2 separate regions of the Homo sapiens genome follow, and region 1 is linked to region 2. Evidence: chromatin loops called from intact Hi-C (ENCODE). Cell type or tissue: PC-3. All regions are shown on one strand. Region 1 overlaps MACROD2 (mono-ADP ribosylhydrolase 2). Region 2 overlaps MACROD2 (mono-ADP ribosylhydrolase 2).

The links. Hi-C counts contacts between places; a loop is a spot of excess contacts. Peaks named below come from ENCODE experiments on the same cell type or tissue, not always from the same donor. Only the 100,000 strongest peaks of a DNase experiment are listed, where the experiment ranks them.
Region 1: it touches region 2 in a loop (6-fold over the local background); 1 of 110 quality-filtered maps calls a loop at or near these places.

Annotation. Positions count from the first base shown.
Region 1 is chr20:14,924,053-14,926,552 of GRCh38, reverse strand. The region is part of intron 5 of MACROD2 (mono-ADP ribosylhydrolase 2); the gene reads right to left. All of the region lies in intron 1 of MACROD2-AS1 (MACROD2 antisense RNA 1), which reads left to right. Among named protein-coding and RNA genes, the nearest start is that of MACROD2-AS1, 4.2 kb to the left of the region's middle. In PC-3, no CTCF peak of the experiment used is centred here; a DNase peak (open chromatin) is centred at 1,032.
Region 2 is chr20:14,819,658-14,822,157 of GRCh38, reverse strand. All of the region lies in intron 5 of MACROD2 (mono-ADP ribosylhydrolase 2), which reads right to left. Among named protein-coding and RNA genes, the nearest start is that of MACROD2-AS1, 110 kb to the left of the region's middle. In PC-3, no CTCF peak of the experiment used is centred here; DNase peaks (open chromatin) are centred at 747 and 1,077; H3K4me3 peaks cover 1,478 bases; H3K27ac peaks cover 1,716 bases.

The DNA of each region.
Region 1 (2,500 bases), 100 kb before region 2:
TTTTTTGACGGAGTCTTGCTCTGTCACCAGGCTGGAGTGCAGTGATGCAATCTCGGCTCACTGCAACCTCTGCCTCCAGGGTTCAAGTGATTCTCCTGCCTCAGTCTCCTGAGTAGCTGGGACTACAGGCACGCACCACCATACCCAGCTAATTTTTTGTATTTTTTAGTAGAGACGGGGATTCACCATGTTGGCCAGGATGGTCTTGATCTCTTGACCTCATGATCCACCTGCCTCAGCCTCCTAAAGTGCTGGGATTACAGGTGTGAGCCACCGCACCTGGCCAGTGCTCCCTATTTTTTTAAAAACTGCTTCAGATATTTCTCAATTAACAAAAATGTTTAAATAATGCCCTAGCTATTAAAAAACAAACAAACAAACAAACAAACTCTGCATTTAGGCAAAAGTGTGAAGATGGCAACAGGACAGCCTGGGAAAAAGAAAAGTAATATCCATCAAGAGGCTACCTGTCCCAGGTGCCTTACTGATACAGATTTGTTATTTCATTTTCTCAATGACCATGTGAAGAGACAAATAACTTGCCTAAATTCATGGAGTAAGTATGCCACAGAGACAAGGCTGGAACCCAGTATTTCCTGTCTCCAAAGCCATTTCCATTAAACTCCACCAGAGAGGTCAGGAACATACTATATAAGTCCCTGCGAGCCAGGCCATTGATAATCCTATCCTGTATCTCTTTCTTTGAATCTGTTCCAATGAAACGCACCAAGAAATCTTGTTTAGAGATTATAATTTAAGGTACCAATTCGAATGCAAATACTGTTGTACAATAAACATAAAAAGGTCATATGAACGCAGTAGAGATGTTGTCATACTCTGTGGAGAAGGAAGATTGGTGAAGTACATTCTACGCTATACAAATCACAAATATCTGAATGACCAAGGTTTCTAGAGGATATAACAGCTCAAGAGCCCCATATGCAGAGAACTTTAGAAGTTAAGCCTTCTGTATGTATTCTGCCAATTTCCAATGGGGGAAATGTCATTTTCCTTTCCAAGGATGATGACTCATGCAGAATCAATGAACAGAGATAGAAACATGTAACAGCCTTTTAAAATCTGGTAATTTGATGATTAAGTCATGCCTTCAGAAAATTCTCTGGACTTCTCATTACAAAATAGCACCCTGGTGATTGGGTGCAGTGGATAAGTATTATGTATAACCACTATCTGAGGGCAGAGTTTTCTGAAACTAAGATCAGTCTGGGACAGTAAGGTGTTTCTTTTTCCTGGATTTGTTATTACAATAGCACCACAATATTATTTATATTATGGAAGGCTAAAAAGTATAAAGAAAGCATTTGAAAATGAGCATAATCTTAACCAGAGTTGTTAACTCCCATTTATCTTTGAGATGAGATTGAGAGAAAAGGGTAAAAAAACAAAACAAAACAAAAAACACAGGAGATCGTCCCCTGGTGAAAATGATTCTCTCTGAAAATGGCCATAAAAGACAAGCATTACGTAGTTTCAACCACCTGCCTGATGAGGAGAAGTGAATAAGAAAAAAAAAAATTGTGCCAATACCTTATACACAGAAAAGGAGATATTTAACCCAATCTTTAAATATCAGAACCTAAGGAGGCAAGGCAATCGGGAATAAAAACATACTGAGGGTTATTTATATTACAAATCTTATTAGATTTGTACCTTCCCTTTCAGCCCTTTCCATGTTTTTAATATGTTTTAATGATAGTAACTGTGACAAGAAATTGGGTGATAGAAAATAGAGCAGCATTTTCACTTTCATCTGTGTCTCTTCAGAGACTGCTCTCAGATTTCACAGTCCAGATCCTAGTGTTTTTTAAAGTAGGATAAAGAGACAACACCAACAGGATATTTGCTTGAGTCTCCCTGTTTCCCACTTGGACAGTGTCTTGGTGCAGACTAAAGAGCTACATATATAAGGGTGATTGTTTACTCTGCTTATCTATACAAAAGATCTTAGATAAATAAATGCTCTCATCTACCCTTTCCTAGTTCAAAATCGCATCATCTTATTCCTTTGATATTGTCTAGACTTCCTATATCTGTGGTATTTAACTCTACTTTCTTTCTTTTTTTTTATTTTTTATTTTTTATTTTTATTTTTTGAGGCAGAGTATTGCTCTGTCACCCAGGCTAGAGTGCAGTGGCATGATTTCGGCTCACAGCAACCTCCACCTTCCAGGTTCAAGCAATTCTTATGCCTCATCCTTCCCAGTAGCTGGGATTACAGACGTGTACCACCACGCCAGGCTAATTTCTGTATTTTTAGTAGAGACAATGTTTGGCCAGGCTTGGCCTCAAGTGATGCACCCGCCTCAGCCTCCCAAAGTGCTGGAATTACAGGCACAAGCCACCACACCCAGCCAACTCTATTTCCATATGGTATTATTTTTCTGTTTTTTAATATGCTTAACTTTTTTATGAAAAAGCAAGATTTTTGTTATAAGCTAACTTTCCAAAAACTAAAAATAGCCTTGGTCTAATTTAAAAC
Region 2 (2,500 bases):
AATAAGGGTCTTGTTTTGTACAAGATGCTAGAAAATGCACTTCTAAAAGGTCTATGGTACTCATGCCTTCAAGATATATTTTGATATATCTTGTTCTTACCATTTTGTTCAAAACTATGAGATGTCAAATACCTACTTTATGGATTTCTGAATAAACATTTGAATCCTAAACAATATCAAACATCCATTTAGAAGTATGAAATAAAACAACTATACTTGTAGAAGGACCAGTCTGAGGCACCTATAAGATCAGGCAGCCCTTACTAAACGGAAGTCTTTGGAAATGTAAGTATACACTGGCAGGCTTTACTCATGAGTACACCAGGGCCAGCTTGGAAGTGCCAGAGTGGGTCTTGGACAAATCTATTCACCTACATAGTAGCTCCCAGTGGTCTTGAGTGTTCTCCCTAAACTTCTATATGATCAACTGGAGTGTAAAATGAAGCCATCTGAATCTTCTTGGACCATTCAATAGCTCTCTTATTCTCCTACTCAAGGACCATGCCCAAAGATGTGGACTAGACTTAGGGAAAACAAAAGAGAAAGAAACAATTAGGTGAGGCTGTTTGCTTACGAAAGTATTGTCTCTGGTACACATGATGAGAGCGAGTGTTCTCAGCCTTGACTGCACATTGAAATCATCTGGGAACTTTGAAAAAAATCCAGGTGCTCAGGCTGAACCCAAGACCAATTAAACCAGGATTTTACAGAGATGGTACTCAGAGATAAGGATTTTTTTTGGTAAGCTCTCCAGGTTATTCCAACCCCTTTATCTGACCAAACTCTCTGCTAGTTATTGACACGTAGGAAGGTCATCAACAGAACAAGGAAAAGGAAACATGTAAACTTCCCTTAGTGAAATTATGTGGTTGTGGGTATACAAGCTAATTCCTGACTGCCAGATTAAGATATTAACCCAATTATGCTCATTTTAGTATACTGAAAAAAAGAAGTCATCATTTTTATTTTAATTTGTTCAACTGCTAAAAGAATAATGTATTCCAGTGTCAATATGCCAAAGCAAATACATTTCATATGAAAGGCATCTATTTATGAGTCTTAGCAAGACTGGAAAACTGCCAATGCACATTTTCCAACAGACTAGGAGGCTTAGCAGGTAGTAAGCTGAACTGGCATGTAAGACCCTATGTTAATGAAAATGCCGAACTCTGGTTTCCTAACTATTCATGATTGGGAAATGAGAGTTTACGGTTCCGGAGGCTTTCCACGCAACGCACATCATCCGGGCATAATGAAAAACTGACACCTAAGTACCCAAGCATCATGTGAACACTGTGCAAATGCTATACAGAGAGTCACGGCAGCTTAACCAGATGGAGAACAAAAACACAGCAGCGCACAACGAATGAGTAAGTAAAATCCCTATGAATCAATTCACTCAGGCATAATACTCTAAATCCTTAAAAAGGGGGGAAAAAAAGAATGTAACGGAAATCTATTTCCACAATACACCCAAGGGTAACTAATGTAACTAACTGGCTAATGACAATACAAGATTAAAATAAACACCAAAACCCACTATACCTGGATTCATATTACTTAGATGAGAAGCTAAGTTAAGATATTGTAGGGAAGCTCACTTAATTACACTGGTGATGAAATTGTCTTTTCTCTTTTCTTGAGTTTAAGCAGTTATGCCTTGGGCCCAACTTTCCTGACCTTGTGAGTAAGTTGAGCCACATGTTCAGCAGAAGATATCACAGTAGCTGTATTTTTATAAGAAAATTCCTTTTTAATTATAAAACTAAAGCAGAGAAAACAAAAAAAAAAAAAAAAAAAGGAAGAAAAATTATTCCTAATCCCACCACCTTCAGATACCAGAACGGTTAAATCTACATCCACGACTCCTTTTAGAATGAAAGGATGAGGTTCCTCCAGATCTTTGGCCGGCAGATAGAAGTAGGCTTTCTATGTAGGCAGTCTTCTTAAAGGCCTTCAGAAGCTATTTCACTAACATTTACCCTTTCCTTCAAATCAAAAGCACAGACAATGCTATTGCTTTCTCCCTTCTTCAGTGCAAACTCTCCCAAGTCTTCTCTTCCTAAGTCCTCAGTATCTCTCAAAGAAATCTACTCTGTCCACCTTCACCAGCAGCACTCCGGGATGATCATCAGAATTACTTAGGATGCTTCCTTTCATTTGGTATATTCCTCTTCAATCTGCCCACACACCAGAGCCAGAGGAATCTCCTTCATGGGCTTCCCAGGGCTTTTAGGTTGGGAACAACATCATGATATCTGCTGCATCTTTCACAGGGCTTCCATCTCCTCGGCTTCTTCTGTCTCCACTCTCCCTCCTGAACTCAATGTCCCAGCCACATTGTCCTTTCAATGCTAGAATAAGGCCTCTGGGCCTTCCCAGTGCCTAGAACACTTCTCTCCTTTCCGCTCCCCTGACTCCCACTTTAGCTTAGTCATCCTCTTTTAACTTTCAGCTTAAAATTTACTTCCTGCAGAAAGCCTTTTCTGATCCCTAAAAT